Linked DNA regions of Homo sapiens: region 2 is linked to region 1. A link is a contact called in ENCODE Hi-C or POLR2A ChIA-PET data. All regions are on one chromosome and are shown on one strand. Each heading gives the region's core, a stretch centred on a gene start or an enhancer-like site at or near the end of the contact. The rest is flanking DNA. Distances are from core to core; before and after follow the strand shown.

Region 1 (2,944 bases), core at 164-2,663:
GTGGGATGACTGTTTTGAGATGGGAAGAATGATGTCATGAAGGCAGCATATTTGTAACTCTAGAATCATATCTGCTCCCAATTTTTTGTAGTGGTTTTAATGTAATGTTTGGTGTTTGGTCTTTTCCTTGCAAAGAGACTTTATCGCAAAGACAAAATGTGCATGTCAATCTAAGTACATAAATCTTCTATTGTTTTGTCTTCTCTTGAAGGTGGAAGAAAGTCTTTGAGGCACAATACAGAAAGAACAGAGTTTTAAATCTTTTTCTGTGCTTCAAAAAATATTACCATGATACATACTCTGTTGAAAAAATAAAATATATAAATAAGTTAAAAGAGGAACACAAAGATTAGTCATAGACTCACCATCTAGAGAATTACAGTGCTAATTTTTTAATAACTTCTAGACTCATTTCTGTTCATATATTTAACATAAATTGAATCTTAGAGTACATTTTATTAACCTAGCCTTTTCATTTAAGGATATGAATACAGTCATCTGTTCATCTTTTAAAAAATGACTTCCTATGCCATCATTTAAAACAGTTGTACAGTTTTCAATTGTATGGTTATTCATGGTTGAATTCCCCAGGTTGTTTCTAATTTTTCAATTATTATAAATAGTACTATGAAGAACAGTCTATGGATGAATCTTTGTACATATTCCTAATTACTTTCTTAAGATAACTTCAAGAAATGAAATGTTGGGGTCAAAAAATATGTGTATATTTAATAGTTTTGAGATTGTAGGCCAGGTGTGTGGCTCACACCTGCAATCCCAGCACTTTGGGAGGCCAAGGCAGGCAGATCACCTGAGATCAGGAGTTTGAGACCAGCGTGGCCAACATGGTGAAACACCGTCTCTACTAAAAATGCAAAAATTAGCCTGGTGTGGTGGTGTGCGCCTGGAATCCCAGCTACTAGGGAGGCTGAGGCAGGAGAATCCTTGAACTTGGGAGGCAGAGGTTGCAGTGAACCAAGATTGCACCATTGCACTTCAGCCTAGCTGACAGAGTGAGACTCCGTCTCAAAAAAAGAGAGAGATTGCAAAACAACCTTCCAGAACTCTCTGATCGAGTAAACCCATTTCCCTGCACCTTTCACAAAGATCAGATAGAGATGAATTTACTTAGGATATTATGGAAGCAACTACATCTTCTTCTCATAAATATGAGTCTAAAATGTGACAAGAGCCTCAGCGCTATCGGCTATTGTGATTATGTCCTCACCTCTACTTCACTAACCACAAGGGACTTTTTATTTTTTCCTGGCACAAAGAACACATGCCGTTGTAAAGTGAGTATGCCACACCCTGAGCTCTTAAAGTAAATATTTTGCCAGGGAAATCGAAGAACTGGAAGAAGAGAACCAATGGAAATGGGGAGGGCAGTCCCTACCACTCCCGTACTTTCCAAAGGAGCCTCTGGGTGCCGAGCATATTTACTTAATAGATCAAAGGTTTTTAATATGTATGACAGTTGTGGTGCTGATGATGAAATATTGGTAGCTCTCTATCGTAAATCTGAAAATTCCCCTGCATGTGTCTCACAATTGATATGAAGAAGGCAGCTATAGTAATCATCGGACTACGCAGAGAACAATTTACTAAGGAATGCTGATCAGTTAAGGCACAAACTGGAGACCGAGGCCTGCGTTCCTTCATAGCACGTAGCTTCAGGTTAGAGCCAAGAATTTCCAAGTGGTCGTTATGAATGGCGTTAACTAATAGGCTAGCATGTTGACATATTCCAAGTTCTAAGGTGTGATGTGTAAATACTCCAGTTTTATGTGGGTTTAAGTCTTTTACAGTTCTATAGAAAAAGGTCCAGCTGCCCATTTGTATATGGCTCCAGAGTTATTCCAGGAAAATCTAAGCCTAACCATTTGTTTAAGACAATGTATATTTACTATGAACATAATCAGAAATGCGTGCAAAAATTACATACAGAACTATTCACTGCATCATAATTAAAATAGGAAAGGAAACAAAAAATACACAAATAGTAAGAGAATAGTGATTAAAATCATTGTTGGATATCCACAAAGTTCAATATTATAGTATGTTGCCATTTAGTAATCTGAGAAGCATTTTATGCAAGGGATAAACGCTAATGACATAATGACAGACTAGCAGGACACAAAATCGTAAATGGTGTGTTAACTCATTATGGGAAGTTGTATATTTCCCATAATTGTGTATTTCCCATATTTATGCGTTTTAAAAAAAAACTAGAAGGAAATTCTCCAGAATGAAAATAGAAATGATCTCTGGTAGTGGGAGGCGTTCCCCTTTGGTTTTCACATTTTTTCTATATTTATCAATTTTTTAATTTTTAAATTTAATTTAATTGTATTTTATTTTTGAGACAGGGTCTTGCTCTATCACCCAGGTTAGAATGCAGTGGAACAATCACAGCTCACTACAGTCTCAAATGCCTGGGCTCAAAAGCTTCCTCCGGCCTCAGCCTCCTGAGTAGCTGGGACTACAAGCACATGCCACTGCACCTGGATATTTACCCTTTTTTAAAAAAAAGCAATAAACACATGTTACTTATAATCAGAACAGAACAAACTATTTTCAAGACCACATGTGAAACAAACTACGGTTCCTGGTATATGAAGCAAAATAAACTTAGAAATATAGCCGGGCACCATGGCTCATGCCTGTAATCCCAGCACTTTGGAAGCCTGAGGAGGGTGGATCACTTCAGGTCAGGAGTTCAAGACCAGCCCAGCCAACATGGTGAAACCCTGTCTCTACTAATAATATAAAAAGTTAGCTGGGGGTGGTGGTGGGTGCCTGTAATCCTAGCTACTGGGGAGGCTGAGGCACGAGAATTGCTTGAACCTGGGAGACAGAGGTTGTAGTGAGACAAGATCATGCCACTGCACTCCAGCCTGGGCAGCAGAGTGAGAGTCTGTCTCAAAAAAAAAAAAAAGGAAAG
Region 2 (2,944 bases), core at 304-2,803, 66 kb before region 1:
TCGCTCATTCCATTCAGCACTCAGGCACCACGACTCACTTATTCCTGCTCTAGCTTTGATTCTTGTCATTCTGCCACCCAGTAAGCCTCCCACGTCAGCTGTTCTAAAGCCTCACCCAGTGAAGAACACCTTGTCCACATGCTCAATTTGATTTTCTGCAACAGTATGTGCTGGATGTGGAGTTCACATCACACACTCCAAAATGTCCCTACCGTACAATGCCTGCCTCCAATCCCTATGCCAACAACTGCATCTGGCCACTCTCAAGTAAACTCGCGGGACCCTAGTGATGGTTCATTCATTCATGTTGAAAACTCCATTCTATTCGGTGTTACTTGTCTGATTTTTCTTCCTCTTACAGGGTTTACTCTAAACTCCTGAAGGATCTGATACAATAGCCCTTTGCGGATTAATGGAGAAAAGGTCTGAAATTATTAGCCTTGGTTGTCATTGGTTCTATGCTCCCACTTGCATTATAATGCCCTCCTCAGCTTGTCAGGGTGCCTCCTACCACCTTCACTGCAGCAACTTGCTGAAATGTCACTGCACCCTGTTTCAGCCCCCAGAGGACAGTCTGCTGTGTGCCACTTCTGGAGTCTCTCCTCTTGGCCCTGGGTCCCTTAAAGAACCTGTAGTTCTTGGTGACTTCCATGCCCCACTCTGGGGTCCAGTGAACTTCTAAATACCTAAACTTGCCAGTTTGACAGATAAATTAGTCATCTCTCTCCAGCCTGCATCAGGCTGCCATTTCCACTCAATGCCCACTCCTTTCTGCAATGCATGAAAGCTGCTTTGTGAGGCTTGCTGGATTTCCAGGATCACCTCAAAGAAGCTCGGCGTCATTTATCTCTCTTCTTGGATCCCAAAATTCCAAAGAAGTTCTCTCCTGCCCTCCTACCTCCAACTGTGACTAATTGTCTCCCTCCTTCTCCCTTCTACCCAGTTAAATGAGTCATTCTCTAAATATGCTGATGGTAGTGGTGCTGGGGATTGACTGGAATCAGATCACTGGTGCCCTCTGCCTTGCCTGAGAAAAAGGCCCTGGCTAGGCTTGTGAATTTCATGCAAACAGGTAAAGACATCCTGCCATGCTTTATATGGTGCCACTGCTAGCACAAGCCATGACTTTGGGCAGATTAGGGAAAGGCATCAGCTCTGGGTTAGAGGGTGTTCCTTCACACTGCCAGGACCTCCAGGCCTAATGGGGGCATTCCCGCAGCCAGAAAACCCAAGCTGAGCAAGGGCCAGCCTTTGCCCCACTCACTGGCAGGGCTTTGGGAGCTATCCAGACTTCTCAGTGGGCCACCCAGCCCTGGACACGTGCCCAGGGGGCAGCTGATCATTGTAGGCTCCCCCTAGACTAGCCCTGCTCACAAAAAGCCTTCACCTCTCCACACTCCCTCATGAGCTTATACTCTCCTCTAGTGTACTTGGTTGCAAGTTGCTTTTCAATGAAAATGAAGTGAGGGAAAGATGGTGCAATGTGTAATTACATCAGACCTGCCAAGAGTCAGACTTTTGATGTTGCTGATGAGTTCGTCCTCTTTAGGGAGGCCTGATGGCCTGCCCGGAAAGGACACAAATGTGAGTCAGAGGAGCTTGACGTTTGAATGCCAGTTCTTCCACTTACTAGCAGATCCCTTTTAGAACCTCGATTTGCTCAAATCAAAACGGGGATAATAATACTATCTGCCTCATGGGGCTATTGTATAAAACAAATGATGTAAATATATACAGTGGGCTGTATACCCAATTTCTAGGCACCTAAAATCTTTTTTCGTTGAACATTATCGTAACGGAATTAACCACTTCTATAACTAAATTGTTTAACTCTGGAATACGTGTTGATATGCAAAATATGTCTAACCATCTATTCCAAATAAAATACCACATCGAGGGATTGTTGCAATTAGGTCAAGGTTATTTATCTGCTAAATAGCTCACTGCCAGTAGGGGGCAGAAGTGTACACCTGTTTTATAAGAGCATTTACATTCTTTCCGTAGGTCAATAATAACTTAATTGTATATTTTAAAATAACTTAAATAATGTAATTGGGTTTTTTGTAACTCAAAAGATAAATGCTTCAGGGGATGGATAACCCATTCTCCATGATGTGCTTTTTTTTTCCAATCCTCAGAGACATCTGAAATGTGCTTATTTCACATTGCATGCTGTGTCAAAATATCTCATGTACCCTATCAATATATATACCTACTATGTACCCACAAAAATTTTTACAAATAATAAAAATAAAACTTTTTATAATAAAATAAACAATAAATACAACAAAATATTCAGAAAAGGAAGGAAGGAAGGAAGAAATGAAGGAAGGAAGGGAGGGAAGGAGGAAGGGAGCCCAGAGCCTAGGCCAGACAAAAGAGCCTAAGTATTGAGCAAACTCTTTCCTTTTAGCTACCTAAAACTTATCTTTGAAATAACTTGGCCGGGCGCGGTGGCTCACGCCTGTAACCCCAGCATTTTGGGAGGTAGAGGCAGGCAGATCACTTGAGATCAGGAGTTTGAGACCAGCCTGAGCAACATGGTGAAACCCCATGTCTACTAAAAATACAAAAATTAGCTGGGTGTGGTGGTGGGCGCCTATAATCCCAGCTACTTGGGAGACTGAGGCAGGAACATCGCTTGAACCTGGGAGGCAAGAGGTAGCAGTGAGCCAAGATTGCACGCCACTGTACTCCAGCCTGAGTGACAGAGTGAGACTCCGAGAAAGAGAGAGAGAGAGAGAGAACTCCTTGCCATGACACCAAACATGCTAGCAATGGTAACAATGATAATAATTAACATTTATTGAATGCATACTTTGTACCAGGCTCTGGGTTAATTGTATCACCCAAATCATCTGCTTCAATCTTCACAAAAACTATGCAGTAAGGACCATTGTTCCCATTTTACAGATGACAAATTGAGGCTTTGAGAGAAGAGCAC

Evidence for each region. A loop is a pair of places that touch in the nucleus more often than their neighbours do. ChIA-PET counts read pairs that join two places held with the same protein, here RNA polymerase II (POLR2A). Pooled maps may share reads with other maps.
Region 2: a loop to region 1 is called in a map of PC-3, with 4 times the contacts of the local background. The contact joins two enhancer-like sites. A Hi-C loop is called at or near these places in 10 of 168 maps with a recorded cell type or tissue (CD14-positive monocyte, CD4-positive, alpha-beta memory T cell, GM12878 and 5 more), 3 of 37 single-sample maps with no recorded cell type and 9 of 50 pooled maps. POLR2A ChIA-PET finds 5 or more read pairs at or near these places in 6 of 52 experiments (A673, CD8-positive, alpha-beta T cell, GM12878 and 2 more).

The regions. Positions count from the first base shown.
Region 1 is chr2:227,794,985-227,797,928 of GRCh38, reverse strand. No RefSeq gene overlaps it. Among named protein-coding and RNA genes, the nearest start is that of CCL20, 17 kb to the left of the region's middle. Within about 2 kb of position 1,413, at least 2 of the 41 ENCODE cell types and tissues checked have a DNase peak (open chromatin) inside an H3K27ac peak, as active enhancers do.
Region 2 is chr2:227,861,425-227,864,368 of GRCh38, reverse strand. No RefSeq gene overlaps it. Among named protein-coding and RNA genes, the nearest start is that of DAW1, 8.7 kb to the left of the region's middle. Within about 2 kb of position 1,553, at least 8 of the 41 ENCODE cell types and tissues checked have a DNase peak (open chromatin) inside an H3K27ac peak, as active enhancers do.